2 separate regions of the Homo sapiens genome follow, and region 2 is linked to region 1. A link is a loop called in an ENCODE intact Hi-C map of the cell type or tissue named here. Cell type or tissue: OCI-LY7. All regions are shown on one strand. Each heading gives the region's core, and the rest is flanking DNA. Links, peaks and the distances in the headings are about the cores only. Region 1 has its middle 58 kb from the start of QTRT2. Region 2 holds the start of DRD3 (dopamine receptor D3).

Region 1 (16,835 bases), core at 3,533-11,532:
TTTCTCATAAATACAGATTTAAACATTCTAAATAAAATGTTGTGTGTGTGTATACATATGTATATTATATATATATACATACATTATTTATATATATATATTTCCCCCTCACCCCATGGCCAAGATTAATTGATCCTAAGAATAACATACAATCAATTAAGAGGAAAAAATATGGTCAATGTAATAGATACAGAAAATAGAAAGCACGTTTGATAAACCTTATGCATTCTCATACTTACTCATTTAAGGGGAAAAATTAGCAGAATTAGTGTTAGGAGGAGCAAGTTGCTATTATATAAAGTGTTCCTTTTATAGATGACATTTGAGTAGAAGAGGTGAAGGAAGAAAGCCAGGCATGCTGATATCTGGGGGAAGAATGTTAGGAATATAGACTTTAAGATGGAAGCATGGGTAAGGCTTTTCAATTTATGTAGAAACAACCAACCAAACTCTTAGCACCTATGGATAGAAGACAATACTCTTAACTGCACAAAAAGTATCTATCAAAATCTTACAAACATTAATGATGAAACTTTATTACACTATATTGTCACAACCATTCTACATTCTACTGGACCTACGAGACAATGCAATAAGATGAGAAATAATGGAAGGTATAAAACTTACAAAGACATTCCAAAGCAGACCTTATTTGCAGTCAACATATTTGACTACATAGGAAATCTAAGAGAATCTACATGAGTTAATCAGAAAGTCATTGAATGCTGCTAGATCCAAGATCAATATAAAAAAATTGTATTTCTATATACCAGTAATAAGCAAATTGCAACTGTAATAGATAATGGTATATCATCAACAATGGCAATAAAACTGTAAAGTGTTTAGGAACAAATCATACCCTTTAGATTAGCAAATTAAGTAGTTAATTTAAAAGATTGAATACAATGTGGATAAATGGGAACTTTCATATACTGGGAATGGGAAAGTAAATTAATGCAACTGCTTTGGAGAATGCATTAGTCCATTTTCGTGTTGCTATAAAGGAATACCTGAGATTGGGTAATTTTTTTTTTATAAAAGAGATTTTATTTGGCTCATGTTTCCGCAGGCTGTACAAGAAGTGTGGTGCCAGCATCTGCTTCTGGGGACAGCCTCAGGAATCTTTCAATCATGGAAGAAGGTAAAGGCAGAGTCAGTGCATCATATGGTGAGAGAGGGAGCAAGAGAGATGGGGGGACAGCCCAGCACGGTGGCTTACGCCTGTAATCCCAACACTTTGGGAGGCCAAGGAGGGCGGATCACTTGAGGCCTGGAGTTCCAGACCAGCCTGTCCAACATGATGAAACCCGGTCTCTACTAAATACAAAAATTAGCCAGGTGTGACGGCGCACGCTTGTAATCCCACCTGCTTGGGTGGCTGAGGCGGGAGAATCGCTTGAGCAGGAGGCAGAGGTTGCAGTGAGCTGAGATCGCGCCACTGCACTGCAACCTGGGTGACAGAGCGATTCTCCCTCTCCAGAGAGAGATGGGGGGAAGTACCACACTCTTTTAAACAACCAGAACTCAGAGAGGGGAACTCACTGATCACCAAGGGTTTGGCACTAAGCCATTCATGAGGGATCCACCCCCATGTGCACAGTTCACAATAGGGTTGGTGCTCCTATGAGAATCTAATACCTTTGCTGATCTGATAGGCAGTAATGCTTACTAGCCTGCTGCTCACCTCCTGCTGTGCAGACCCATTCCTAACAGGCCATGGACCAGTAGGGGTCCGTGGCCGAGGGACTGGGGACCCCTGTTCTACAGAATGTTCAGCACACATGCTCAAGGATACTTATGCAAAAATATTCATTGTAGCTTTTCAAAACAATAAAGATTTGATAACAAAGTAAATGAATATCACAGGAAAATACTATGGTTGTGTAGCAAATAAAATAAATAAATGAACTACACTTACGTATATCAATTTATGTGATAAAAGCAAGTTTCACATAAAAAAGAATAGTGCTTAATATAAAGTTTAAAAGCATGAAATCCAATATTATAGAGATACATGTGTATGTAACAAAACATAAAGTACGATGAAAAGGGGTAAACATTTGGCCGGGCGCAGTGGCTCACACCTGTAATCCCAGCACTTTGGGAGGCCAAGGCAGGTGGATCATGAAATCAGGAGTTTGAGACCAGCCTGACCAACATAGTGAAATGCCATCTCTACTGAAAAAACAAAAAAACAAAAAAACAAAAAAACAAAAAAAACTACAAAAATTGGCTGGGCGCGGTGGCAGGTGCCTGTAATCCCAGCTACTCAGGAGGCTGAGGCAGGAGAATCGCTTGAACCCTGGTGGCAGAGGTTGCTGTGAGCCAAGATCATGCCACTGCACTCCAGCCTGGGCAACAGAGTGAGACTCCATCTTAAAAAAAAAAAAAGGGGTAAACATTTAATGCCAGAAAGGGATTTCTTATGGGCATGGGAGGAGGAAAATGTTATAGGAGTTTACATATATTTGTAAAGTATCCCTTCTTTTAAAAGATTTGAAATGACCAAATGTTAATGTTTGATAAAGCTATTAGATACAGGTATTCTTTTAAGTATTCTGAGCTTTTGATATATTTTATAATATTTTCAAAAGTGAGATGATCTTCCAGGAAGCTGACATTTTTTATCTCATGGACCACATCTAGTGTTGCAGAACTTAGGGTTTCTGCCCAGTGAGTACTCCAATTCTCTCTTAGTTCTCTATCTCCCCTTTGGGAGTTAGTTTGGTCAAACCTGTGTAATCACCAGGGAAGCACAACAAAAGCCAGCTATTTATTTGTTCTCCCTATGGCTTTTCTTTTTTTTTTTCCCCCTAACATGAATTAAAACTCGTGTTCTGGTTTCTATCCCCATGACGTTGCTCATCAATTGACATTATTAAGCAAATACTTCAAGAACTTTGAAATTTCTCTTCCAATTCCTCAGGGCGTGGCGATAATTGTGAGTGGAAAGACAGTGAGGTGGGATTACCAGGCAAGCTTTTGTTTTCTTCTTGATTGAAAGGATTTACTCCTCTTTTTAGCTTCTCATTGAATCGTTTCTTTCTAACAAGTATCTCACAGCTTTTCTCTCTCTTTTCCTAAAGCACAATTTAATTTATTTTTATCTGATAAGGCATTTTTTAAACTTCCCTTCTATGTCTACTCCACATAGAACAACTTTGCTTATCCTACAGAACCTTTGCGTCCTCATTTTACCTTCCTCTGCAACTCTTGAGCAAGCCCCGCCCTTGTCTCCACGCCCTCCATCTTGGTCTCCCAGATGTCTTTGTCTTTATTATATTTTCAAAAGTGAAACAAATCAGTTAAGAAGACAGTGATATTTCTGTCTCTCGAAAACCCATTTCCTTGGCCTTTCCTTTCTCTTTGTTTGGGTGGGAATAGGACAATTTTTGATTTAAAAAACTCAGAGTTCCCAGCTCAAAATCCTCCCTAAAGTTAATTCATTCCTGCCCAGTTTTATGTTCAAAAATCCTGTCCTTGATTTTTTAGGCAGCATACCTATGATTAAGCATACACAGTGAATATCCTTTTACATATGAATCATGCTTTCCAATGTATATTTCTTTGCACATTAATTTTTTCCCCAATAGTTCTGTGAAGTAGACAGGACAGAGAGAATTGCCCTCATTTTACTCCTGAGGAAGCAGAGGCATAGAGACATTTACTCCTTAGAGTTTGTCAGCTGAAAAAGGTAGACTTTAATTGAAGGCGATAGAAGCAGGACAGTTAGGAAACGGAAAAGCCCGGCTGCCAGGGGTTACGGACACAGGCAATTCCCTATGAAAGTGCTTTCTTCACTTGCCTTCACTCACCAGATTTCCTTGAGGCAGCGGGTGGGTGAGTATGCCTGGTATGATAAAGGTTCACTCCAATACATGAACAGAAAGTATTTCAGTTCAACAAAAGCAGAGCCTGGGAGAGAAACCCAGGGGGTTTACACCAATTCTGGAAGGAGGCAGGAAACAAGCAGAGGGGAAAAGGACAGAAGGAAAGTGAAGGGGGAAGGAGAGTAAGTGACAAAGGAGGAAAAGGTGTGAAACAATTTGCTCCTAGTTTATGAAAATTCCTCTTTGAAAATGAGATAAAGAAGTAATTATTTGCATCACAAATTAACTCTTCACTTCAAAAGAGTAGTTACCACAGGTGTGATTCTGCAATGTGAGACTTTAAAAGAACATGACTTGGGAGAGGTGGGAGATTTAAACAATAAAATCCTGATTATAATATAATAGGAAATAATTCCAGTGATAAAGGGGGAGACAGCTAAAGAAGGAGGTGGTTATACAGGGAGCTCTCTGCAGAGCTCAGGCTTTGAAAAGGACATGAACAGAAAGCAAAGGGAGGGGATTATAGATAAGCTTGAACACAAAAGACTATCATGAACCTTCAAGAACAGAATAAAGGAGGCTAAAGCTGAGCTTTACAAAAAAGCGCTAAAGGCTGCATTACTTAGAGTAAAGAGAAGCACAAACATGGAGCAACCTGCTCTTTGAGGAAGTAAGGTTGTGTAATGTCAACAGAAGTTCAGCAGTGCTTACTTTTTTTTAGTGTTCATTTTGCTTCTGTCTTCTCCTAGGTGCAAAAAGTAGTTGTAACTGACATTTCTCTTAGAGAGAGACTGTATTTGCGCAGAAGGAGCACACTGATATTATCCCACTAGGGAAAGGGACAGAGATCCCCAGAGTCTCAGCCTCAAAGATAGGAGAAGACTTAGGAGCTCCCTGGCCACATTTGAGAGAAAGATGGTGAAAAGCAAGTATAGGAGCAACAAAACCAGGAAGACAGTGATCTACCACACCCCCCTTCCCTGCTCTGCTCAAATCTTGTGTAATTCTTCTAAAACTTGTTAATTGCTTTGTGTGAGTGAATTTCCCATGGAAACAGAAGATGAAACTCAGCTTGGCTCCCTAGGGCACATGGTGAAAATGACAGCCAACTTTCAGATTAAGGAGCCAAAGGAAAGAGACGTAAGGATATACAACCTTCAATTTTTTCTTTGTTTGTTTGTTTTGAGACAGTCTTGCTCTGTCACCCAGACTGGAGTGCAGGGTGCAATCTTGGCTTACTGCAACCTCTGCCTCTCGGGTTCAAGTGATTCTCCTGCCTCAGCCTCCTGAGTAGCTGGGACTATACACACATACCACTGCGCCTGGCTAATTTTTGTATTTTTAGTAAAGATGGGGTTTCACCATGTTGGCCAGGCTGGTCTCGAACTCCTGACCTCAAGCAATCCACCCGTCTCAGCCTCCCAAAGTGTTGGGATTACAGGTGTGAGCCACCGCACCTGGCCTGGGGTCTGGTATTTTAGGACAAACGAATAACATGGCTACATCCAAAGAAAAGCGATAATCTGTTGGGAATTACAGCAAATGGGAGAGGTGCCTGAAGGCTGAAAACTTTTCACAAAGGGGAACAGAATAGATTCTATCAACTAGAGAGCAATAAACAAGCATTGACATCTATTCCACTGCAAATGATTAATTCAAGACTAAGCCAATCATGGTATTCCATTCACCTTGCTAGGATGGATTGCTGCTGTGATTTAAACCTGGTTAATAAGATAAAAGGGGGAGTTTTGGGAGTATTGGGCAAAGAAATTACATGAGGAGAAGAGTGGTTCTGCAGTTACTGAGCATTGTTGTGACAGATATGACTCCTAGAATGGCTCCATCATTACTTATGGAGGTGAAGGGTGGGGAGCCAGCTCGAGAGCAAAGCAAACCTCTGGAGTTAGCAGACGGGAGATGGAAAGAGCTTGAATCCATGATGACTCTGCTAAGCCACTGAATCTGCCAGTCTGAAGCTCATACTTCATATAGACTTCTTCATGAGTGAGTAAAATAAACCTCATTGTTGAAGAAAATCTGAGTCAGGGTTTTCTGATATTTGGGGCAAAGACATATTCTAACTGATACAACGATATATTTAGCTGAAAGAGTATGTGATATTCTGTGCAAGTCCTACAAATAGCGTATGACACTGACTCTGACCCTTAGGATTTAGGCCTCAGTGTTTTTTCAATAACATGACAACATTCCCTTTAATATATTCTTCCATTTGGAGATAATTCAAATCTCAAGGGAAGTCTAAGACAGTAGCTATTGTAATTAAAATTCAGTGACTAAGCAGGCTGGAATGCTAGGATAAAACCAACAAGTCGAATAGATGATGAATACAAGATCCAGCATTGGTTCCAAAAATCTACATCCAAAGTTCAAGACCAGGCACGGTGGCTCATGCCTGTAATCTCAGCACTTTAGGAGGCTGAGGCCGGGGGGATCATCTTGAGGCCAGGAGTTCGAGACCAGCCTGGCTAACATAGTGAAACCCTGTCTCTACTAAAGAATACAAAAATTAGCCAGGCGTGGTGGCACCCACCTGTAATCCCAGCTACTCAGGAGGCTGAGGCAGGAGAATCACTTGAACCTGGGTGGAGGAGGTTGCAGTGAGCTGAGAACACGCCACTGCATTTCAGTCTTCATGACAGAGCGAGACTACGTCTCAAAACAAACAAACAAACAAAAATACAAAAGTTCAAGACTTGGTTTAATATAACTTTAGTGGAAAACATCTGAGAATTTTAGCTGAGCACATGTAGCAGATGTTATAGTCTACTGCCTATAGTCTTACATCAAAACTAAGGCAGTTATTCCCCCAGCTGAGGGGAGTGTTGGTGGCTTATGGCCAGTGGCTCTCAGCTAAGTCCCTGTCCAGGACTGGTTCTCAGCTGAAGAGAACCATCCCTCTTAGGTTGTGCCTCCTCCCTGGAGACAGATACTTCTTATAACTCAGTAATATGGGCATATAAAAGCCTGTTTTGTATGCCTAAAGCCAGGACAAGTTTGAAGGGCTATCCCAGATCCAGAGACCCCTATGGGACTGCCAAAGTCCTTGTTACAACTGACTCAGAGTCCCACTCCTCTTCTGCCCAGTCTTCCTTTATCCTACGTGAGTGTTGATCCTCAAGTTCCGATAAACTTTCTGCATGTGAATCTCCAACTCAGAGTTTGTGTTTGTTAGGGACCCATGTCATCATGGACCTCCTGTTGAAGTGAGGTCATATGGGAGCCAGGTAGTACATGTAACATTGGCTTAAGTGTGACTCATGGTGGGTCGTTTTCTTAGTTCCCAAATGTGTAAATTCCAATTTGTAATTGGGATGGACATATGTAGCAGTTGGCTGAACATCGTTGTGTGCTTGACCCTGGAGAACTAGTGTAACGGGGAAGGCCAAGTGGGAGCTTCTGAAACTTCCCCTCAAGGCAAGATAATAAATTTTAAAAATGACGGTAGATGGCATGACAGAAATTAGGGTGACCATTGAAGATCTAGAGAATTCAGGGCTGATGGTCTCCACTAATGCATCAGTCTGTCCCCTCCAGACCCTGGAGGATGACAGTAGACTGCCACACAGCCAACTAAGTGGTAGCCCCTAATTGCAGCTGTGGTGCCAGATGTGATGTCTTTAACATGGCCTCAAGTATATACTATGAGGCCATCAATCTGGTGTGTTTATGTGTTCATTTCCATCCCTATCAGTAAGGAAGATCAGAAATTCATTCACTTGGGAAGAACAAAAGTTTACATTTACTGCCTTGCCTCATGACTATACAGATTCTCCCATCTGTGGATATAATACTGTCCAAAGGAAGCTGGACCACATGGACATTTTGCACAACTTTTCATTAGTTTGCTACATCTGTAACATCATATTAATCAGACCAAGTGAACAACTGGCAAGGGCTTTGGAAGCCTTGGCTAGACACATATACTCCAAAGGGTGGGAGATTTTAAAAAATACTATAAAGATTCAGAGACTTTCCACATTAGTAAAATTTTTAGAGGTCCAGTAGGCTGGGGAATGCTGAGACATGCACTTCAAAGTAAAGGACAAATTATTGTAACTTGCATTTCCCATAACTAAGAAGGAAACCCAGCACCAATAAGCGTCTTCTGGTTCTGAAAGCAGCACATTTCACACTCAGAGACACTACTCTAGCACATACGCCAGCTGAAACATGAGTCTACCAGATTTGGAGAGAGCCCAGAGCAGGAAAGGGCTCTGCAGCAGGACCAGGCAGTAGTGCAAGCTGCTCTGTCATATGATGATTTTGGTCACATGATGTGGTAGAGCCTACAGTATAGGAGGTATCATTGATAGAAAAAGGCTGTGTACATTTTATGGCAGGCCTCAATAGGCAAACACAAATAGACCCCTAGGATTCAGAAGCAAGACAAGCAATTTGCAGCAGAGAACTATACGTTTAGATAAATATTCCTGGTGCCCTACTGGTTCCTAGTAGGAACACAGCACCCAACTATGGGATGCCAAGGGTCCACACAGCAAGGACTGCCCATTGCGAATTCTGACAGACCCCCAAATCATGAAGGCAGGCAGGCCTACCAACAATTGTAAGGAAGGAAATGATACGTTTGGGATCAGGCATTAGCAGAGCCAGAGAGCACAAATAAGTTGCACGCATATGTGGCCCAGACTACTAGGTCATCCATCACATTTGCACTGATGCCTCACCCTTAGCTCACACTTACGGCAGCATAAAGTGAGGGCAAAAGCTGAGTTTGATTTATGTACGGGTAAGATTGGAATGTAGTAGCAAGCTAAAAATAGACTATTGCTATATAACAGGACCACATCCTTAGCGTGTCCCAGAAAATTAGGGATGAGAGAAATTCTTCCTAATGGATAAAGCATCAGATGGTGCCTTTGTCGAGAGAAATACTCTGAGATAAGATATGTATCACTTATAGGCAGTAGTGAATTATTTGGACAGTTGACTCTATACAACCTGGGAAGTAGAATGTCTTAGCCAGTTGATGTCAGCCAGCTCCTATCAGTGCTGGCACAATAGGCACATTAATGGACCATGGGTAAGGAATGGAGACACCATCCTAACAAGACTAATTGACTTTATTTTTATTTTTTTTGAGACGGAGTTTCACTCTTGTCACCCAGGCTGGAGTGCAATGGCACCATCTCGGCTCACTGCAACCTCTGCCTCCCAGGTTCAAGTGATTCTCCTCTGTCAGCCTCCCAAGTAGCTGGGATTACAGGCACCTGCCACCAAGCCCTGCTAATTTTTGTATTTTTAGTAGACATGGGGTTTCACCATGTTGGCCAGGCTGGTCTCTAACTCCTGACCTCAGGTGATCTGCTGGCCTCGGCCTCCAAAAGTGCTGGGATTACAGGTGTGAGCCGCAGTGACTGGCCTAATTGACTTTCTTAATCAGGAGAAGATAGCTCTTCTCTTACATGATGGCGACAGAAAAGAATACTCCCTTGCCTAATTTTGATGATAAATGGATAAGTACAACAACCATGACTGAGAAACAGTGGTGGTGATGGAAGCTATTTATAGGCCCAACAACACGTGCTCTCACTTGCTAAGGCTGATCTAGTTACTGCCACTGCTGAAGATCCAGCCTGACAGCAACAGATACCATCACTGAGTCTCCAGTATGGCTCCATCCCTCAAGAAGACCAACCAGCTTCTTAATGGCAAATTATTCTTCTTAATGACAAAATGGGTCCTTTCCACCATGTGATTCCACCCTGTGATTTTGATACGAATGGACACTTATCCTATTCATACAACTTCAGCTAGACAGTGCCTATGTAGCATTTGATCCACTGAAACAGGATCCTGCCAAACATTGCATTGGACTAAAGTAACTGCTTATGTTAATGGAAGTTTAACCTTAATTACTTCCTTATAGGCCTTAACTCCAAATACAGTCACATTGGGGGTTATAGATTCAACATATGAATTTTGGAAGGCTCTTCTTTTCCCAGAATTGTCTTTGCTGAAAATCAATTGACCATAAATATAACGATTTATTTCTGGACTGTCAATTCTGTTCCATTGGTCTATATGTCTTCTTACTGCAAATACCATACTGTTGATAACTGCAGCTTTATAGTTAGTTTTGAAATCAAGGATTAAACATTCTCCAACTCCTTTCTTCCCACGCATGGAAAATCACTGATCTCTTTTCTGTCTCTACAGATTTACCTATTCTAGGTACTTTTCTTTTTAAACAGTGTCTTTTGGCTATTCTAGGTCTTTTGTACATCTATGTAAATTTTACAATCTGCTTGTCAGTTCGTGATGAAAAAGGCTGGTGGAATTTTGAGAGGGATTGTGTTGTCTATATATCAATTTGTAGAAAGTTGCCATCTTAACATATTGAGTTTTCAAATCTCAGAACATAGAATGTTAGAGGTCCCTGTTCTTTTTTAATTTTAAATTTCTTTTCATAATTTAAACATTTTTTCTATTGAGGTAAAATTCATATAGATAAAATTAACTATTTTAAAGTGAACAATTAAGTGGCATTTATTACATTCACAATATCGTACAACAACTACCTCTATCTAGTTCCAAAATATTTTCATCACCACAAAAGAAAACTGTGTACCCATCAAACAGTTACTCCTCTTTCCTTTTTCTCCCAACCTCGGACACCACAGTCTTCTTTCTGTCTCTATGGATTTACCTGTTACTCTGAATATTTCATATAAATGAAGTCATACAACATGTGACCTTTGTGTCTGACTTCTTTCGTTAGCACAGTGAGTGTCTTCAAGGTTCATTCACATTGTAGCATGTATCAACTTCATTCCTTTTGATGACCAAATGATATCCTATTATATGTATATACCACAGTTTGTTTATTCATTGATGAATATTTGAATTCTTTCTACCTTTTGGCTATTGTGAATAGTGCTTCTATGAATATTTGTGTATAAGTACTCATTTGAATACTTTTTTTAATTATTTGTGGTATATAACTAGAAATTGAATTGCTGGGTCATATAGTAATGCTATGTTTAACCTTTTGAGGTAAAGATCCTTGTTCCCATATGTCCTCTAGGGCATAAAAATCCCATTAAGCTCTAAATTATGGTTTCCACCTAGTCATTTGGAGCTCCTCATGCCAGGAGACAAACAACCAACATCATGGAAAGGATAATTAAATCTTGATCTTCAGGAGAAGGTAGGAATGTTGTACAGTGGGAAAATGGAAGAATGCATTTCGTACTTGGGTGATTCACTGAGGTGTCTCTTTACATCTCTTTGCCTAATTTTGATGGTAAATGGATAAAATGCAGCAACCATAACTTGAGAAAGTCACCATGTCTCTCAGAGCCACTCCACCACTGTGATGGCTAATTTTAGTTATCAACTAGACTGAATTAAGGGACACCCAGATAGCTGGTAAAGTATTATTTCTGGTATGTCTGTGAAGGTATTTCCGGAAGAGATTGGCATTTGAATCAGTAGTAAGGAAGATTCCTTTTTACCCAACATGGGCAGGAACCAGCCAATCAACTGGGGATCCAGATAGAACAAAAAGGCAGAAGAAGGGTGAATTTGCTTGCTTTCTCTTCTGGAGCTGGGACACTCATATTCTCCTGTCCTTGGACATCAGAACTCCAGGTTCTCTGGCCTTCGAACTATGGGATTGCAGCCGTGGTTTCCTAGGTTCTCGGCCTTGGGCCTTAGGCCCAGAGTTATACCATCAGCTCTCTTGGTTCTCAGGCCTTTGAACTTGGACTGAGCTAAGCTACCAGCTTCTCTGGTTTTACAGTTTACAAATGGTGTATTGTGGGACTTCTTAGCCTCCATAATTGTGTGAACCAATTTCCATTATAAATCTCCTTTCATGTATCTATATCTACACATATCCTATTAGTTCTGTTTCTCTGGAAAACCCTGACTAATACAACCACCTAGACCAGTAGAGTGCTAGTCAATAGTGAGGAGAATCTGGAATAGATCGTAGAAAAGGGTGATGATGAGAATTACTTTGGCTCTAAGACCAGCTGCTGTGACAGAGACTACAGTTTGTCCCACTAACCTTCTCCAGGAAGAGATACCAGCTAGATTCCTGATAAAGCTGTTTCTAGCATTTATTATTTGAAGAAACTAGAGCCAAGTGGCATATAGTGTAGACTACAGTGGATGCTGTGATGTGCTACCAAGATCTTACTGAGGAATTTGTTCCCCCAGTTGTTGGGAGTGTTGACAGCCAAATGTTTTCAATTGAAGAGAGCTTCTTTGTCTAAGCATGCCTTCTGCCAGAGGCAGCCCCCATTTAATAACTGTCTGGGGCCATAAATGCCCTGCCCTCTACAGAGCTCCCTGTGGGATTGTCTGAGTTCTCTGTGTGACTGCATTATAGTACAACTCTTTCCTGTGCTGAAATCTACTTCCTTCAGTCTCCTATAGGTGTTGATCCCTAAGGCGTACCTCATTAAACTTATCCATTCTCCATGCAAATCTCCTTCTCAGAGTTTCAATGAGCCCTAAAAAGTCAATGCAATTTGAGTTGGGTCATTAAAAACTGAATATTCTAATCATGGGAAATAATGAGTTCATGGCACTCTGAACTGGTTACACAACATTTAGAGGATTGTGTCCTATTTGAGGTCTAGTATTTTTATTTTAAGACGGAGTCTCACTCTGTCACCCCGGCTGGAGTGCAATGGCGCTATCTTGGCTCACTACCAGCTCCGCCTCCCGAGTTCATGCCATTCTCCTGCCTCAGCCTCCCAAGTAGCTGGGACTACAGGTGCCTGCCACCACGCCCAACTAATTTTTTGTATTTTTAGTAGAGATGGGGTTTCACCATGTTAGCCAGGATGGTCTCGATCTTCCGACCTCATGATCCACCCGCCTTGGCCTTCCAAAGTGCTGGGATTACAGGCGTGAGCCACCGCACCTGGCCTGGGGTCTAGTATTTTAAGACATACTAATAACATGGTTACACCCAAAGAAAAGCAACCAAGATGGATAGTGTAAGAAAATATTACATCAAGTAGAGGTAAAGCAATGGAAGCTTTGGAGAACTGTTTTAATCCCACAAAGACTGCGATGAGGAGGAAAGAATAGAGATTTCTGTGCTAGAGGAGAGAATAGGAACCAAAAGGTGGATTTTATAAGGCAGCAGATTTGGGTTTAATGAAGAGAGGAATTTTCTAAAGGATGACCTGTCATGTGTCTTAGGAAGAAGTGAGCCAGCTTCTTAATACAGCTAGATGATCATGGGTCAGAGATGTTCTAGAGAGAATTTCTGCAATTACTAGCAGACTGGGCTCAAGTCTCTTCCAACTTTCAAATCCAACGATTGTAGGTTGTGATAAATTACAGGCTTCTTGAAAGTCTTTCATATGGAGTCTTAGGGAATCTGTCCAAGCATAATAAAAGACTCAATTATATCAGTTTTTCTTAAAGAGAAAAAATACCCCCATCACTATTAGTCAGTCTGGACTGGTGCTGCATGAAATAGGATAAATACAGGATTTTCCTTTTTCACTTTCCCCAACTCCAATGAGTTTGCTATTAAATTCCTTTTTTTAAGACACAGAAGCAACAGATTGTCTTTGTACAGGTTTACTTTTTATTAGTAAACATATTTACAGGTTTTTAGGGCTCAGAAGATAATTCATGTCCTTCTAGAATTATTTTTAGCCTGTCTTATCATAGCCTTAGGAATCCAGACTTACCATATTTACTGATAAGAAAGTTGAGCTTTAGTAAGTTTATAGACTTGACCCAGGCCATCAAACAGACTACACGCCAATGCTGGAAGCTGACATCTTGTATTCTGAATGAAACAGCCTTTGCACATTTCCCCTAGTCATCCAAATTCCAAGTTCTCTTGCCTGTCATACCACTCTCACTATATTTTATGGATTGAATTGTATCTGGCAAAAAGATTTGCTGAGGTCCGAATGCCTGGTCTTTGATCCTGTGTTGAAAAAGGGACTTTGCAGATATAATCGAGTTAAGATAATGTAATATTGCGTTAGGGTAGGCCCTTGTGATTAGCCTCCAGAACGGTGAGAGAATCAGTTTCTGTTGTTTTAAGACATCCAGTTTGTGGCATTTTGTTATGGCAACCCTAGGAAACTAATAACACCATATCCAAGGCATTGCACCCAGGCAGGAAGAGATGGAATAAGAGGAAGGGGTGTCAGGCTCAGATTTCACAAGGGACAAAGACAGAAAGTCTTAAAGAATAGATGTGTTCTGCTCCTCATTTTCTGGCCGGAAGAGGAACACAGTACCCAAGTTAGTCTTTAGCAAGCAAGTATCTGCCACCATCAGCCTGGGTATTAGAGCATAACATACTTGTGCACTGCACTGTGTAAGCAGGAGAAGGTGCCCTGTTAGGTACTATCCATTTTTCTAACAATCAGACTACAAAGTCAGCCAAGTATCCTGGGCACGTATAGGGAATAAAAGACAACAGAAAAATCAGATTTTCTGTGAGAGATTGAAAACACTATGCCAAGTAAATAGGCTCTGGGTGGGCTGTGAACTAGACAGATATGATAGGAGTAGTTGCTTAGGGTGAAAATAATAATCACAAGAGTACCAATGATAATAATAATCTCTTACATTTGGTAGGGCTTTACAGTTGACAAAACACTTCTGCTATGGTTTGAATGTTTGTGTTGCCTCCAAAATTCATGCTGAAACTTAATCTCCAATGCAACAGTATTAAGAGGTGGGACCTTCAGGAAGTGATTAGGCCATGAGGGCTTTGCCCTCATGGGTGGGATTAGCTTCTTATAAAAGGGCTACAGGGATCTACCTGTGCCTTTTGCCCTCTGCCATTTTACCACACGAGGACACAGTGTTTACCCCCTCAGGAGGACTCAGTAACAAGGTGCCATCTTAAAAGCCGAGACCAGGCCCTCACCAGACACTGAACCTGCCAGCACCTTGATCTTAGATTTCCCAGCCTCCAGAACTGTGAGAAAATAAACTTCCATTATTTATAAATTTCCCAGTCTGTAGTATTTTGTTACAGCAGCAAGAATAGACTAAGACAGCTTTTAATATGTGATTTTTATCTAATCTTCAAATATACTAGTAAGGAAGATCGGGCTGTGGCTGGGCGCGGTGGCTCAGGCCTGTAATCCCACCACTTTGGGAGGATGAGGTGGGTGGATCACCTGAGGACAGGAGTTCAAGATCAGTCTGACCAACAAGGTGAAACCCCATCTCTACTAAAAATACAAAAAAAAAAAAAGGAAGATCGGGCCTTCAGGTCACTGTTTTACTCACGAGGAAACTGAAGCTCATGGAGGTTAAACCACTTGCCCAAAGTAACTTGTCTGTGCTAGCACTAGAATGCCAGTCTTTGACTCATTTCTGTTCATTTTCTTTCCCACAGGGTGGTCAGAACCACCCTGGGTTCAGCCCAGCTCCCTCTCTGGGACACATGTATCCTTGGAGGCCTGTAGCCACCACTCACTCCTCTCAGTGCCCTGCAGACTATACACAAAGCAGGAGTCAATGCACAATAATGGAGATGGGGTGATTAATTGAGGTGAGGGTGGGTGGAACAAGAGGTCCCAGGTCTTGTGCTTGGCACGAACTCTCTGGTTCTGCCTCTGCCAATGTGTGCTGCAGACAGCTAAGCTGACACTGGCATCACCTGCACTGAGTCTCTGTGTCATGAGGTAGTCATGGAAACTCACTCCTTCCTAAGGTAATGAGGAGACAATTAGGTAGAAATGAGAAATCGAGTTAATTGCTTGTCATCCCCTCTCTGCTCTCTGTGTATTTATTCAAATTAAGCTTTTTCAGTTTTCTAGTGTCAGCAGATACCAATGATCGGAGCACAGGCTTGGGAGCCAGGACCTCCAGGAAACAGCCAGTACTGCATGAATCACTTGCCCTTCCTGCCTCTTTGTTTAGTCCTGACCCAAGCATTCAGGAAAACAAATCTCTTTGCCTGACCTCCCTTGGCTTCTGACCGAAAGTCTCTGAACTGACTTAATTTTAACCATCTCTGGCTCCACATGCATTCAGCTAGTCATTCCTCTTCCTTTAGAGAAAAAGGGAGGAATTCAAATTAAATTCTACATTTGTGGAAATCCAGTGTAACTCAGAGAGATGTAGTTAAATAAATCAGTGATGGACGTTTTGTGGTGTGTATTGTCCGCATGGATGGTAAGGAGGCAAGACCTAGAGGTCATTTGTGAGTAGGGCCCCCATAGGCTCAGCTGCCACTTGAGCAGAGCAGGAAAAGATCTGCCAAGATCACACCCTTTCCTTCCCTGTCCTTTCCGTAGGGTCTCTTCTCTACAGCAAGATGGAATTATTTGAAATTCCTTTCATGGTCCTTGCTTCTACTTATCTTTAGCTCTTCAGAGGTCTGCTCTGTCTAGAATGCCTTTCCTACTTTTTTATTACATCTCAACCCTGGCAATACTTGTCCAAGAAGCCTTCTCAAGGCTGAATATGGGGCTTCCAAGTTCATGAATTTCAAGAATTCGTGGGTTTCCAAACACCATGAATTCTCTTTTTTATAGACAACAAGGAGTTCATCACTGTACGCCTAAATTCTACTGTGGGCTAGAAGCTTCTGGGGGCAGGAACCATGTCTTCTTTTTTTTTTGAGATGGAATTTCACTGTTGTTGCCCAGGCTGGAGTACAATGGTGCGACCATGGCTCACTGCAACCTCCACCTCGCAGGCTCAAGCGATTCTCCTCTGTCAGCCTCCCGAGTAGCTGGGATTACAGGTGCTTGCCACCACGCTCGGCTAATTTTTGTAATTTTAGTATAGACAAGGTTTCACCATGTTGGCTAGGCTGGTCTCGAACACCTGGCCTCAGGTGATCCACCCTCCTCGGCCTCCCAAAGTGCTGGGATTACAGGAGTGAGCCACTGCGCCCAGCCAGCCATGTCTTTTTTGATGATGTTTCCCAGTACTAAGCACAATGCCTGACACATAGAAGGTGATCAATCAATATTTATTGAATAAGTGATGGATTTAGAAAATGAGTAATGG
Region 2 (16,835 bases), core at 5,056-13,055, 66 kb after region 1:
GCACACCCTCACCCTCATATACATTAAACACTGGTGAAGAGGTCTTCTGGACTGCTTCACCCAGCCCACCATGTCATTGAGACATGTCTGGCACAGAGAATAAACTCTAGGCCATATTAGGAAGAGTCCCGTCACTCAAATCCAGTCACCTGAACACTGGAGACCCATGAACAGAATCATTCTCAGCTCCTTGGTTCTGATGTGGATGAGGGACAGGATGGTGACTGTTTTCCAGAGCTTTAACTCTCTCATTACAGGGAGAATGAGAGCTCTCCTTCCTTCCTCAGTTCCTGACTGTCTGGGGAGTCTTTTGAGCCCCAAAGGCCAGAACTCAGGGAAGACAAGTACTAGCACAGTCATAGAGACAACATGCACCTGAAGTCTACTCACCTCCAGGTATACCACCCAGGGCATCACCAAGGTGGCCACCAGCAAGTCTGCCACAGCCAGGCTCACTACTAAGTAGTTGGTGGTAGTCTGCAGGGCCCGCTCCTTCAGCACAGCCATGCACACCAGGCCATTGCCGAAGACGATGGCCAGGATGAGCGCGCAGTAGGAGAGGGCATAGTAGGCATGTGGGCGGGCCTGGCTGGCACCTGTGGAGTTCTCTGCCCCACAGGTGTAGTTCAGGTGGCCACTCAGCTGGCTCAGAGATGCCATAGCCCAGAGGGAGGTGCGTGATGCCAAGGGGCTTCCTGTGAGGAGACAGAAAACAATATTAATAAAATCAGACTCTTTGGGGCTTGGTTGCTTAGTTACATTTTTTTATTTATTGCATCAGCAAATATTTATTGAGCATTTTCTATATAGTAGGCACTGTTGTGAGAGTTGGAGATAGAGCAATGAACAAAACAGATAAAATCTTAATTCCTTCCCTTTGAAGCTCCCATTCTAGAGGAGAAGACAGATAATAAACAAGATAAATAAAAGATGTGGTGTGTTCAATAATGATACGTATATTGGAGACAAATCAGAGAGGCAGGTAAGTAACGGGTGAAGATTGTGCGTATGTGAGTGAGTATCTGAGTATAATCAGGAACTCCTCATGGAGAAATCAGCAATTGAGTCTTGACCTGGAGGAGATCAGGAAGCAGACCATGCAGTTATCAGATGTGATAGCAGTCTGAGCAGTGAGAACAACACGGGCCAGCAGGAAGGGCTAGCACATAGAAGTCATAGGAGGGAGTCTGGTGAGGCTGGAGCCAAGTGAGGCAGGAGTAGAATAGGAGGGTGTGAGGTAGACAGATTGTGCAGGGCTATTGAAAGTACCATGCTTGGACTCTGAGTGAGATGGGAAGCTGTTGCAGGATTACAATCCCAGCTCTGCTGCTTCCTAACTCTGGGACCTTATGCATATTACTTTACCTCTCTGAGCTCCAGATTCTTCCCATGTAAAATGTGGGAATAATGAAACCCATCTATCTTAGTCCATTTTGGGTTGCTATAACAGAACACCTGAGTCTGGGTAATTTATAAAGAGCAGAAATTTGTTGTCTCACAGTTCTGAAGGCTAGGGGAAGACATAAGGCCTGTGACTTAGGGAGTAACCCTGAAACCCAAGCAAAAGTGACTCTTGCCCCAAGCTCTAGAGGAGGTGCTATAGAGGAGTCCACTCTGGTCTTCTGCTGTGGTCTCGGTGTTTGTGTCTCCCTAAATTCATATGTAGAAATCCTAATTCCCAATATGATGGTATTAGGAGGTGGGGGTCTTTGAGAGGTGATTAGGTTATGAGGACAGAGCCCTCATGAATAAGATTAGTGCTTTTATAAAAGAGACCCAGAGAGCTAGCTAATCTCTTTCACCATGGGAAGACATAGTGAAAAGACAGCCATCTATGAACCAGAAAGCAGGCCCTCACCAGACACTGAATCTTCTGGTGCCTTGATCTTGGACTTCCCAGCCTTCAGAACTGTCAAAAATAGATATCTGTTGTTTATAAACTACTCAGTTTATGGTATTTTGTGATAGCAGCCCAAAAGGACTAAGGCACCCTCTACTGGTTATGCCTCTAACCTCTATAGAATGATGTTGTAACCTCCCACAGTGCCAAGGAGAAGGTCCACTAAGTTTACAACCCTGTCTAGACCACACTCAGGGAATTCTCTACCCAACTGCTCAGAGCCTGTTTCCAAGACATCACGGGTCTCATTCTAAATCTCTCACTCTGACGGGAGACTGTGCCATAAATGTGTAGGGTTCCTGGGGCCAAGTGGTGGCTTTCAGTTAGAGCTCAGACAAATAGATTCTATGTAGCCTGAGGTTGGGAGAGAAGAGGCCAGGGTCCCTGAAGCAGATTAGGGGTGGGGGCCCAGCTTCTCCTGTATGATCACATTTTGTATGGAATTTTGAAAGGTCCAGGAATCTTAAATTCAAACTTGGCCTTCCATGTTGTTACGAAGGTGTATTTGTCAAGGTGGGAGGATGAAACATTTTACTCAATGGCTTGTTGGTTACAACTTTAAAATATTTAAGCATGGTACATATAGACCTTTATGGGAACTCTCTCTTCAGGCCTTGGCAAAAGTAGAGGCTGACTTGGTGGCCAGAATTTGCCCTCAAGCCAGGTATCTGTAGCTCTCCCTTGATTAGGAGACCGGCCTAATCATGGCTGTCATTTTGTACCTCACTTTGAAATGTTTCAGCCTGAAATATGAAAGAGTTAAAATGAACAAATACTTGGGAAAGGGTGACAAACTTGGAATGAATTTAGAGAATTGTTTAAAAAAATTGTCCTTTATCTTGGCACACTGTTTGCACTCAATGTATTTTAAAACATAATAATAATTCTTGATAATAATTATAATTTTCTCATTATTCAGAGGAGGGCAGCCGCTACCCTGGAGATAGCACCGCTGCTGCCAAGAGCTTTTGGAAAAATACAATGCTTTCTGATTGTTCAAGGATATTCCCACTTTTAAGGCAGGCTGAGGCCCAAATGTCTTCCCTTTCACAACTGGGCCACTTTGGAACACAGTGGCCAGAATCCCTCTTTTCTGGGGTCTGCAACTGGTGAATAATGTCTTAGCCTCCTCTCACCTGCCACGTAAGAGGGAGGCATAAAACCTTAGGATACTTGTTACTCTTTTGCTGGACTTTTTACTCTGCCAAGAGGTTTGACAGCTACCTAAAAATAGTATAGCTGAATGCCAGTGGCTAATTATACGAAGGGAAACCCTCAACTCTGAAAATCAATTCTGAGCCTGATGTTGGAATCACAGTTGCATGGATTTCTGATTTCATATTTATTTTTTCCACATCTGATCTTAGATCCTTTATAGCAGCAGGTGGGTTAAACCGTGATTGTTCAGGTAGTTTCTGATGAGTTGTGGATGTGGGAGATGAAAGCAAAGATGAGTGAGATGCTAGATTACTCTCTATCCCTCAGCTAATTGTTTCAACTTCCTCCCTGCTTAGATTTTTTTTTTTTTTTTCAAACCAGAGTTGCTTATATAACACAGAACTGAGCTGGGCTTTCTTCTTTCTTTTCCCCTCTGTTAGATATGCTAACAGATAGGAAACGGGTCTCAGGTAAGAAGAAGCAAAGAGCCTAGAGAATTCATTAACTCAATCACTCTCTAAGTAATTTACAATGATAGGCTGGTTTCCTCATCAGCAAAATGGAGATAATCATATCCATTCCATAAGGTTATTATGAAGACTAAATGAGATTATATACATGAAGTTTGGCACTACTGACAATTTGGGCTGAATAATTCTTTGTTGAGGAGGTTGTCCTGTGCATTGTGGGGGGTTTAACAGCATCCTTTACATATACCCACTAGATGCCAGTAGCATACCCCTCCCCACAAGTTGGGACAATAAAAAATGCTTCTAGACATTGCCACATATCCTGGAGCGGGGGTGCAAATTGCTCTCCCCATGAAGAATCATCACTCTAGCATAATGTCTGGCACATAGCACTAGAAATATAGTTGCTTTTATTGTTAAGAGGAAAGTGGGAATAGGTGAAGAGTTAAATAAGCTGCAATTGTAAAGTATCTAGTGAACTTGGAAATGATGACTGACATTCATGGTGGCATTCATGCTTAAACATTCATGAAGACATTCTTAATGTCATCATGTCAACATTCATGATGACATGCTTAAACATTCAGGACGATATTCATGATGGCATTCATGCTTACAAAATCTAAGCAGGGAGGAAGTTGAAACAATTAGCTGAGAGACAGAGAGTAATCTAGCATCTCACTCATTTTTGCTTTCATCTCCCACATCCACAACTCATCAGAAACTACCTGAACAATCACGGTTTAACCCACCTTCTGCTATAAAGGATCTAAGATCAGATGTGGAAAAAATAAATATGAAATCAGAAATCCATGCAACTGTGATTCCAACATCAGGCTCAGAATTGATTTTCAGAGTTGAGGGTTTCCCTTTGTATAATTAGCCACTGGCATTCAGCTATACTATTTTTAGGTAGCTGTCAAACCTCTTGGCAGAGGAAAAAGTCCAGCAAACAGTGTTAGGAGTTAAAAGTGGATAGGAGGTAAAAGAATAGAGAAGGCAGAGAAATAGAAGATTACTCTTGGCGTCAGTCTTTTAAGATTCATTACATATAACACTACTTACACATTTTAATGAGCTTTTAAATGCCTTACAAAGTATTGATTTATCTTGGTCTTTATAGTTTGTTCTGGCATCTCTTAGAGTGAGTGCATAACCTATTTAAAAAGGCAGGGGAACAGAGAGTTGTCAGGTCCCCATCAGTTATGACATTTGTCCTGCTTTGCTGATGTTCAATCCCTCAGTGCTGAATAACAGTCTTCCTGAAACATTCGTGGGGTTCCTCCTTAGCACCTCATTAAGACTTACAGAGTTTTAATTATTTGTTCTCTTTCTGTAAGAAAACAAATGAAGATGAAGACAACTACATCTGGGCTACTACTGTGTGGCAAGTATGAGTACTTTACATGCATTTTAATACTTATAGCAGCATGGAAGTTGACGTTAGTCATTCCCAGCCCTGCTTGGGGGCTCATTCCTGTAATCCCAGCACTTTGGGAGGCTGAGATGGAAGGATCACTTGAGGCCAGGAGTTTGAGATCAGCCTGGGCAACATAGTGAGACTCCATCTTTGCAAAAATAAAAGAAAAGAAAAATTAGCTGCGTGTGATGCCATGTGCCTGTATTCCCAGCTACTCGAAAGACTGAGGCAGGAAGATTGCTTGAGTCCAGGAGTTAGAGGCTGCAGTGAACTATAATTGTGCCACTGCACTCCAGCCTGGGTGACAGAGCAAGATCCTGTCTCAAAGTAAAAAAAAACCCACAAAACTGTCATTCCCGAGTTGAGATGGATTTTACTCAACCCAGAACAAAACGCTTCAGTAACAGGGTTCCATGACCACATCTTCACTCATTTCACAGATCTCTGGCTGTTGCTACATCTAATCTTTTACTCAGACGACTCCTGACCACCAGTCGCCAGAGCTTTTCTGGTCTGGGCTGTAATTCGGACTTGCTATATTGCCTGATAAAATTAATAATTATAGCTAAAATTTATAAGCATTATCATCATTCAACCTCACAACAACCTGATGAAGAAGGTAAGCACTATTATCCTATCAAGTTTTCTAGATAAAAAAGGTGAGTCACAGAGAGGTTAAATATCTTGCTGAGATCACAAACCAGTAAATGATGGAGTTGATTCAACCCAAGATTTGTCTGATTCCAGAGCTCATGTTCTTAACTATGCCACTTAACTATGCCACTTTTTGGGGTGAGGCAGACAAATGTGAAATGGGTACTAATTTTACAATCTCACTTGTTCAGAGTATGTGAACATGTCACATCATCTGACTAGGCTTGGTGAAGTAATGCAGGTGCACACTGCTCATAGAGCCAGTGGGAGTTACATTGTTATTATTATTAGAGATAGTCTTTAGCATTTCTATGCTACTTTCTTCTTGCAAATTGCTGCCTATTTTCCTGAAAAAGATTCACAAATGGATTGCAATACATAGCATATTTATGTATTTGGGCACATTTACATTGTTGGTAAATGTACAGAGAAAAACTATTGCTGGTTACTGAGTAGCTAAGATAACAGTTTTTTCCCCTCATTAAACCTGACTAGTAAAGCAGAGCATACTCACTTTCCTTCACAACCTCTAGAGACTGAGCATCCTACCATTCTAATCAGAGATAAAATGGGGAACTCAGCAAATAAATCAATCAATAAGCAAATATTAATTGATGACAAACTTCAATGCATTAGAAATTGAATCTGATATTGAGTAGAAACTGTTCGGTATTTGCTTTAATGTATATTCCATAACAAATAGCCTTCTGTATGGATGCTTTAATATTAGGCACCCATTTGGATACTGTCAGTATTTTCCTTGCTCAATACCCTTGCTCACTGCTAGCCATACAGACCCTTGAAAATATTCAACTACAAATAAATGAGTGCCGAGTAAGAATCTTTCTCACATTGTCTCTACTTCTCCTTGACTATAAGACATCCTAATGCCATGTCAAGCAGTGGTTCTTCACTCTTATCTAAGGACAGATATTTTACAGACCTTTTAGTATCAGTAAGCAAAGGCTTCACCTATAAAGTGAAATAGTCATGCACAATGAGTTTAGAATCCAAGTTTCACTTTGCTATTGCTGCATTATTATTCATGCATGTATTTTGATGGTATTCAATTAAACTAAATGCATGAACTGGAACAAATACCTAATTGCAATGACTTCTGTTGCCCCAGTAAGCTACAGCAAGTAATGGAAGTCTCACAATTAAATAACAATACCCTAAAAATCATATACCATCATCAAAGGAAACATACACAATCATCATCTCAAGTACTACATATCTCTGCTGGGAATAATTGGATTCTGACTTAGAAACAGCCTGACTTTAAATAGACCATTGAAAATAGTGCCTCTCCAAACCTTCAGCTCTGAATTGCCAGGGTGCTGAATTGAGGAGTTTAAAATAACAGACCCTTACAATTAAGTAAAATCCTTAAGAGGAATACAATCAACTTCCATACAAATCCTAGAAATAATAACAGCTTTTTGTTTTCTATCTTTTAATTCTTCCTTGATATAGCTTCTAGAGCCCACAAGGATACAATTTTGGGGGAAAAAATAAAAGAAAAAGGAATATAAAAGGTTTCTGCTGTCCAACCACTTAGAAGAAAAAGAAAACCATTTCCTCAGGGCTTTGGTTTTTAAATAAGAGTGGATATTGAGTTTTAATGCATATTTTTAGAGATCCACAGAACCCCAAGCTGATTAAATAACCTTGAGGAAAATACTATGTCCTAAATTAGAAACGAAAAGAAAAATTACTTACCCTAAAATTTTCTTCTGATTTCTGGAGACCGAGGAGTTTACCACTTCGGCTCCTGCAGCCATTTACTGACAGCAGACATACCCAAGCAAAGCAAACTTTGCCTTTCTCAGGACTCAGAAACTATGAAATGAACAGAAAGAAATCACCCATTTTTGCCTCTAAGGTGAAATTACTTGAGTGCTGCTTTTCCAGCTTCCCTATTAGACCTTAGTGCATGTTTCATAGCTGCTTTCGAATGTATCCGTTTTCTTTAGAGGATTTGGGAGGGACCCTAAACTGAGCGTTGCTTGGGTCAGCCGCTCAGAGGTTCTGTCCTTGGTGCTGAAAGAGGGATGGAGTAGGCATAGGCAGTATCCGTTTTCTACCTCGCTCTCTTTTCCTCTTTGTCTCTCTATCTGCTCGGATACTGTGCTTTTTAGTACATGTATATTTTCTCCTCAGTGCTCTTTTTAATCTTAGTTTTTCCACTGTTTTTACCTTTATGCTTTAATTTCTCTTGAATAACTCTCACCTTCCTCAGTTTAATTGCCTTTCCAGATTTTGGTGGGTGTAAAGATGATTAGTTCAGAAGGAACAGATCATCAAATTGATACCACAATTGGTTAATGGAAATCAGTACAATTTAAAACACAATTGACAGGATAATTGAACTTGGAGGTGTAAGCCTGTCTGGGAAAAGAAGGTTAAAGGAAACATATTACAAAGGTAGCAAAACTGAGGCATGGCGTATAACTGGCAATAAGGATGAAATAAGCTTAATACTGTAAGAAATGTTAAATGTTTACTTAGCAGCACTTCTTGTTTTCAGAGGACTTCATAAATATTTGCCAATTCATTCTTACTGCTTCTCTGTGATATATACATAGATACCTTTTTTAAAACTGGTTTGGAACAAGCTAAAGTGAGATGCAACCAAGGACAATATCAGTGAAAGTCAGCAGTAGAACATAAACAATCCTAACTTATGGTCACCTGTTCATCTTACATTTTACTGTGGCATCCTAACCATTTCCTGTTCTCTCTCTCTTTTTTTTCTCCTCTGTTTGGTCAGTGTGGTAATTCTTCGGCTGTTTTCTCTGCCAACAGTGGATGTGCTTGGCAACTGCGGTGCAGTTATAGGGAAGCTAGCTCTTGTTTGACTATGATGGAGACCTCTGCTGGCTGAGAAAGAAGGCAGCAGCATCAACAAGGTCTAAATACTGCTATTGATAACAACCATCATTTATTGAGCATGTACTTTTAGCCAGTCATTTTAATGCATTGCTCCTTTTAATCCTTTCAACAACCCTACAAGGCAGGTACTATTTTTTACCATCCTTAATTTATGGATAGGAAAATTAAAGCTTATGGAGGTTAGTATAATGTCTGAAAGTCACACAGCTAACAAGTGGCTGACCCAAGATTTGGATCTAAACAACCTAATTCTCTTAACCACTATGGTATAGTCTTCCAAAAGAAGAAAATTTAAACTTCCCAAAAGACTGATAATATGTCAGAGAGAATAATAATTATGACAGTAATAATAATATTAATAATACATTTGTATATAATTATATTTAGAAATCATTTAGATGATTTAGAAATCATTCTGTAAATTATATTACATCAGTCTTCATGATGCCATCTTTATAGAGGCTGTTATGGACTAAATTGTGTCATTCCAAAATTCAAGTGTTGAAGCCCTAACCTTAGAACATGACTGTATTTGGATGTAAGATCTTTGAAGTGTGAGTTAAGTTAAAATGGGGCCTGGAGGGTACGCCCTAATCCAATATGACTGGTTTCCTATAAGAAAAAGAAGAGGCACCAGAAATGTGCACACAGAGGAAAGGACACAGGAAGATGGCATCTGTCTGCAAGCCAAGGAGAGGGGTCTTGCAGGAGAAACCAAACCTGCCACCCTGTTGATTTTGGATTTCTACCCTTCAAAACTGTGCAAAAATAAATTTCTCTTGTTTAATTCACCTAGCCTGTGGAATTTTGTTATGGCATCCCTAGCAAACTAATACAGAGGGTTAGAGAGGTTAGGTTCCATATCCAAGGTTGCCCATAACTTATTGGGCATAAATGTATTAGTTATATGACATAACTATATTGAACATGCCCTAAGACTAGAACTCCTGGGTTGAATGTGAACTCCAAGGCTTTTCTTCCCTTGGATAAGGGGACCAAGAGAATATGCACTGCTAAAACTTGGCTTGTCTGACATATAAAAGCAGGGAGTAATGTCAGGCTGTTATGTGAGCAGAATGAAGCAAAGGCCTTCTAAGGAGTTAAGAACCTCATATCACTCATTTTCAGCAACATGGTTTTCACGTTTCAGTATCCTATGTTTATTTTCTTTAACATTTGAAGACATTGTGCCTAATGATAATGCTATCTTGATAATGCGTGAATGTAGTAGGAAGAACCCTATTTCTAACTTTCTGTGTTGAGAACACATATTCTCTCTTCAAGGGCAGTTGTAAATGCTGGCAAGATATTCCTCAGCATGTTTTTAGTGCCTTCCTTTGGCAAAAGTAAAAGGAAGATAAAGAGTGATATAGACTCTAATTCTGTGTAGGAACAAGAGACAGGAAAATTAACTGACATGCCTAAAATCACACATCTAGGCAGTCAACTCTGTTCTGACTTAGCTGTCTCTGGTAGACTCCTTGACCCCCGTGGTGAATGGGGAGGGATTGGTGTGGAAATAGAAGAGAAGCAGGGTAAATGAAGTGATCCTTTCTCTCTGGACTTCACTATAGGTGAAGATTAGCAATTGCTCCTTTTATCTGGCACTTCCCATTCATACAACAACAAACAATTTTATTCTTTTAAGTAAGTGGAACCCTTATTCATGATTGGCATTGAGATATGCCTTCTGGGAAGAACTCCAAGATGCCTACAGAAGAGATATGCCTGGGCAGAAATCAAGAAAAATATAGATCATTTTTTTCATCTTCCTTCCAGAAACTCCATCTCAATAGCATGGCTGGAACATTCTCATGTACTAGCCAATGGCCCTTCATCAGGGAAAGTCTTTATGTTTTCAACTTGAAGTGGCAAGTCTAGAGCAAGAGAAGAGAGATGGTGGGCTTCTGATACATATGGTTACTCAGTGATTTTGTTTGAAAGGAAATTGATGTGAAGTTTGTGGTGGGACTATTCTCTTCTTGTCTTTGAAATGCTGTTCCAGGGAATGATACAAGAAACCTTGCCTTGAGCACCGACCATTGAGTACACCACTTTAAACCCCCACTGAGTTCCCACTCACTAGGACAGTATGGAGACTAAATGAAGCATTATGGGGAGGCAATTTGCAGGACCTATATGAATAAAGGAACATTTTGTTTCCATGTCTTATTATAACTGGCATTCCTTACTGTGAACTGGAAGATTTGATTATCATGATGATCTTAAACTGCATGATACTGATCTGGTCTGAACAAGAGCCTCTCAGTATGTTTTTCACTGGAATCAGACCTCAAGTTGTAAAAGTGTAAATGAAAGTTGGCAAATGCAGTGAGTGGTCCAGTAGTATGGTTATTTCTTCTCAACCTTAGCCCCTGTTCCTCTCCAATGAGATCTGGTGATAGATGAGAACCATCTGAGAAAGTGTTAGGTTTTATGTTTGAATTCATTCTGCTGCTGTAATACAGTTCTTGAAAGAAAAATAGTTCAACTCACTTATTATTATCTAATATTGAGCACCACTTTCTTCCTTTCTACAAGAGAATGGCAGGAAATAACAGAAGGAGGCTTCTCAATCAATCAGATTTGTACCAAATCACTCATTATAGGTAGCAGAGTAATAGTAAGGAAGGAAATAAATAAATGATAGTGGTTTTTTATATCTGCATCTACCCTTCTGTGTGCTTGCATGTTACCTCCCTTTTCTACTTCTATCTTAACTTTTCGACCTATTTTCTTCCTGTTTTTTACTACCCTCCATCATCATCTAATTTTTTCTTTTTTTCTTTTTCTGTTTTTTGAGACAGAGTCTCCGTCTGTCACCCAGGCTGCAGTGCAGTGGTGCAATCTCGGCTCCCTGCAACCTCAGCCTACCAGGTTTAAGCGATTCTCTAAGTACCTCATATAAGTGGAATCCTACTATATTTGTCTTTTTCAGACTGGCTTATTTCACTTAGCATAATGTTCTCAAAATTCATTGATATTGAAGTATATGTCAGAATTTTCTTTCTTTTCAAGGCTGAATAATATTCAATTGTACCACATTTTGCTTTTCTGTTCATCTATGGATGACACTTAAATTACTTTCACATTTTAGCTATTGTGCATGACACTGCTATGAACATAGGTGTTCAGATATCTTTTTGAGATCCTGTTTTCAGCTCTTTTAGATATATATCCAGAAATGGAATTGCTGGTTCATGTGGTAATTCTGTTTCTAATTTTTTGAGGTACTACCATACTGTTTTCCACAGCAGCTGTATCATTTTACATTCCCATCAATAGTGCATGAGTGTTCCAATATCTTCACATCCTCAAGAGCATTATGCCTCCATTGTAATTTATTCTTTGATCCACTGATTCTTTAAAAGTGTGTTGTTTAATTTCTACAAATATGTGAGTTTTCCAGTTTTACTCTGTTATTGATTTCTAATTTCCTCCCATTATGATCAGGGAAGACTTTGTATGACATTTGTCTTTTAAAATCTATTGAGACACAATTTGTGGCCTAACATATGGCCCATCCTGGAAAATGTCCCATGTGTACTTGAAAAGAATGTGCATATCATTGTTGTTGGGTAGAGTGTTCTGTATATGTCTTTTAGGTCTAGTGGGTTTATTGTGTTGTTTATATCCTCTATTTTCTTACTTATTTTCTGTCTGGTGGTTCTATCTGTGATTGAAGGTGGAATGTTAAAGTTTCCAACTATTAATGTAGAATTGTATATTTTTCTCTTTAATTCTACCAGTTTTTGCTTCATGTATTTTGATCGTCTGTTATGAGGCATGTTAATGTTTAAAATTGCTCTATTTTCTTGTTGTATTAAATATTTTATTAATATATAATACCCTTTTTTATTTCATAATTTTTTGACTTAAATTCATTTTTGTCTGATATTTGTCTAGCCATTCCTGCTCTCTTTTGGTTACTATTTGCATGAATATCCTTTTCCATCTTTTCACTTTCAACCTATTGTATCTTTGTTTTCTTTTTCTCTTTTTTATTATTTTTGTGTGTGTCTTTGGATCTAAAGTTAGTTTCTTGTAGACAGTATATCCAGCAATCATGTGTTTTTTATCCATTCTGCTGATCTCTGTTTTTTGATTGGGTAGTTTAATCCATTTACATTTAAAGAAATTACTGATAAAGAAGGACTTACTTCTGTTGTTTGCTATTTGTTTTCTATATGCCTTATAGCTTTCCCACATCTCACTCTGCATGACTCTTTTTTGTGTGTGTTTAGTTGATGTTTTGTGGTGAAATGTTTAATCTCCTTTCTTATTTCCTTTTGTTTATATTCCTTAACTATTTCTTTTTGGTTGCAGTGGAGATTACATTTAACATCCTAAAGTTATAATACTCTAACTGGAGTTTATACCAGTCTAACTTCAATAACATAAAATATCTGGTCCTCTACTATTCTTTCTTCACTCTTTTTGGTTGTTAATGTCATAAAATTATACCTTTATATATTGTGTAACACCAAACATAAACTAATAATTATTTTAAATGCGTTAGTCTCTTAAATTATATAAAAAACAAAACATGGAGCCACAAACCAAAGTTACAATAATGTTAGCTTTTAGACTAATGATTGTTTTCTTTTAAATGTATTAGTCTCTTAAATTATGTAGATAGCAAAATACTACTAGCTTTTATAAAGGTCCTTGCATTTATTGAGCTCTTTGTTTCTTCATACAGCTTCAAGTTACTGTCTAATGTCCTTTCATTTCACCTTGTAGGACTCCCTTGAATATTTCTTGCAGGGAAAGTCTAGTGGTAATGTGGTAATGCTCCTCAGCTTTTGTTTATCTGGCAATGTCTTATGTTCTCCTTCTTTTCCTGCTTCAGTCCCCCAAGTAGCTGGGACTACAGGTGCATGTCACCATATCTGGCTAATTTTTTGCATTTTTAGTAAAGACAGGGTATTGCCATGTTGGCCAGGCTGGTCTCGAACTCCTGAATTCAAGTGATCTGCCCACCCTGGCCTCCCAAAATGTTGGGATTATATGTGTGAGTCACTGCAACTGACCTCCTTCACTTTTGAAGGACAATTGTTCTGATATAAAATTCTTGGTTGACAGGTATTTTTTTCTTTTAGCATTTTGAATACGTTGTCCCACTACCTGATGGGCCAAAGTTTCTCATGAGAAATTTGTTAATATTCTTACCAAAGAGCCCTTGCATATGATGAATCAGTTCTTTTTTTGCGCTTTCATAATTCACTGTCCTTATATTTCAGAAGTTTGATTATAGTGAGTCTTGGTGTGGGTTCATCTTGAAGTTCATTGTGCTTCTTGGATGTTTATGTCTTTCATCAGATTTAGAAACTTTTCTGCCATTATTTCTTCAAATATTCTCCTTACCCTTTATCTAGCCCTTCTCTTTCTGGTGCTGTCACAGTGTGTTAGTTGGTTCACTTGATGGTGTCTCCTATGTCTTTTAGGCTCTGTTCACTTTTCTTCAATCGTTTTTCTTTTTGTTCCTCAGACTGATAATTTTCATTGTATCTGCAAGTTTGCTGATTTCTTTCTTGCCTGCTTAAATCTGCCTTTAAATCTGTCTAGTGAAGTTTAAAATTTTAGTTATTATATTTTCAGCTTCAGAATATCTTTTTGGTTTCTTTTTAGTGTTTCTATCTCTTCGCTAATATTTCCATTTTATTCATAGGTTGTTTTCTTGACTTTTCCCACATCTTCTTTTAGTTCTTTGAGACTTTAAGTTAGGTGTTTTAAAGTCTTTGTCTAGTAGATCTGCCACTGAGACTCTTTCAGGAATAGTTTTGGTTGATTAATTAAAAAAAAAATTGAATGTGCCATACTTTTCTGTTTCTTCATGTGCCTTGTAATTTTATTTTTTTTTTAAGAGATGGGCTTGGTCTGTCACCCAGGCTAGTGTGCAGTGGCATGATCATAGCTCACTGTAACCTCAAACTCCTGGGCTCAAGCAATCTTCCTCCCTCAGCCTCCTGGGTAGCTAGGACTACAGGCTACCATGCCTGGAAAATGTTATTTTATTTATTTATTTATAGAAGTGGAGTCTCACAATGTTGCCCAGGCTGGTGTCTTGTAATTTTTTGTTGAAAAACAGACATTTGAAGTTAATAATGTGGTAACTCTGTAAATCAGATTCTCCCTCTTCTCCAGGGCTTGCATATTTTTTTGTTAGTGTTTTGTTTACTACTTTAAAAAAATGTTAAGTGCTGTTTCTGTGTCAAGGATCAGCCTGACGTGCAAATTTAAGGTTTCTTTTCTAAATCTGCACCTTTCCCTAGGTAAGTGCAGTCACTTTCTAATTTTCCCTGTATATGCATTGTTTTTTAATGTCCTAGTCTTTAATGTCTGACTTCCAAAAGGTGGAAATAGAAAAATAAAGGTAGATTTTTAAAAAATGGAAGCGATTCTCCTGCCTCAGCTTCCCAATCTCAGCTGGGATTACAGGCATGTGCCACCATGCCCGGTTAATTTTGTATTTTTAGTAGAGACAGGGTTTCTCCATGTTGGTGAGGCTGGTCTTGAACTCCCGACCTCAGGTGATCTGCCCACCTTGGCCTCCCAAAGTGTTGGGATTACAGGCATGAGCCACTGCACCTGGCTCTAAATCTTCTTGAAGTTACTACAGCCAGACAGGGAGGGGCTTATAACAGTGGGGGAGGTGCAACAACCGTGGTAGCATACTCCTTTGTCTGAATCTCTGTGATCAGAAGGAGCAATCAATTATCAGACCATAGTTCCCCTCTATTTGGAGGACAAGGTTCTTTTTGCCCACTCTGGCTCCTGCAAGCTGCTCCCAGAATTCAGACATAGCTGTATGCCACATTGCTGGAAGTGGAGAATGAGTAATTGCTATTATGCTAAGAGCTGACATGACCAAAATAAACTTAATTTACCATTCAAGGCTTCTCCTGGAAGTTGCAAGCTTTCAATAGATTCCAGAGTTCCAAAATAATTACATCAGGCAGACTCTGCCAGTGCAATTGTGTCTAGCTGGGGAAACAGATTCCTGGTGCTTCCTACTCCACCATATTTCTGAAATCATCCCCTTTTTTCCATTGGCTTTTAGTGCTCCCCCTGGAAATCAGAGAACTGTGTGTATAGAAGATGGAAGATGAGAGAGATATGGAAGTGTTATTATGATGGAAGTAGAAATGTCTGAGAAAGTGAAGATCTAGAGGCTCAAAAGTTGCCTGGAGACTCTAGACTGGGTGAGACATGTTTCAACTGTTTTATTCTAGGCATTTAGGGACATGTATCATGGGGAATAAGATGGAGGAGTAGTAGAGGCACTTTAACTTTTTCATAGTTGACAACATTCCATCAAAGAACAGGTCATGTGTTTTCTTTCTTTTCTTTTTTTGCAAATGTCTAAAAAATGTTCTCTAAGATTAGAAATAAACGATCATTATTTTTGTCGTAAGTTGGGGTTTGTGTGTTCACACACTGTGCTTCTCTTGGTTAAGTGCCTTTATAATGGTTTGATCTCTGCCCTAGAGCACAAAGGAGCAGCTTTATCTTCATATCTTGTTTTTCAAGATACTCAGCATGTATAAAGTATATCTGCAATCCATTTTCTGTGGGTTACACTGTCTAATCTTCAAAAGTTCAGTTCTCCCCAGCAGACAGGACTTGTAGGACTTTGTATGTTAATGAGAATAATCTTGAATTCAATGAAGCTTTTGTTGCTTCCACAACTCCTTTGCAATCTTGTCATTGATGTTCAGATATCCTACTGCACTGCCATGATTGAAATGTGGTCATTCCCAGAGTAAAGCAAAATGACAGCCTATTACAAAGTAGTTGGTTTGAAAAGGGACAAATATTACTATCCAAGAAGGGCATTTGGTATCACTAGAACTCTTGGGAGTTCAAAAACTCAGCTTTATTGGAATGGCTTCACTATCCCTGGAAATGTCCATTTTCTCCTCTTGTCTATCTTATTTTCCCTATGTCTCTCTCAAATTGGCTCAAACTGTTACTTATGTTTTAAAAATGCCATATAAAAGTGCTGATGTTCATAAGGTTCTAGTCATATTAGGGTACTTAATAGAACCATAGCAGGTAACTCAGGCAAATGGATTGTGCCTCATATTCATTATGACCAAACTCGTGAAATGAGACACTAGATAATTCAACACAATCATGCTCCTTGTGCCCTAGGAAGAGAAAAAGAGAAGCAAATACCTGAGCATCTCCCCTCTCCATATAGGTATCCAAGTGCACTTGGAGAATCAAGTTTATTATTTCGGCTGGGGCTTTGGCAAATAACAGAAAACCCCTTCTCAATTGAATGAAATGATAAAGAGTTTATTATCTCACATAAAAAATCCAGAGGCAGATG

Evidence for each region. Peaks named below come from ENCODE experiments on the same cell type or tissue, not always from the same donor. Only the 100,000 strongest peaks of a DNase experiment are listed, where the experiment ranks them.
Region 2: it touches region 1 in a loop (2.4-fold over the local background); 1 of 110 quality-filtered maps calls a loop at or near these places.

What each region holds. Positions count from the first base shown.
Region 1 is chr3:114,106,788-114,123,622 of GRCh38, forward strand. No RefSeq gene overlaps it. Among named protein-coding and RNA genes, the nearest start is that of QTRT2, 58 kb to the left of the region's middle. RefSeq lists an enhancer at 4,132-4,633. In OCI-LY7, for the core only: no CTCF peak of the experiment used is centred there; no DNase peak of the experiment used is centred there.
Region 2 is chr3:114,171,333-114,188,167 of GRCh38, forward strand. DRD3 (dopamine receptor D3) reads right to left here and starts at 7,720. Exons shown (of 7, transcript NM_000796.6): 1 at 7,325-7,720; 2 at 391-695. The coding sequence starts at 660. In OCI-LY7, for the core only: a CTCF peak has its summit at 8,474 (motif pointing left); a DNase peak (open chromatin) is centred at 8,449.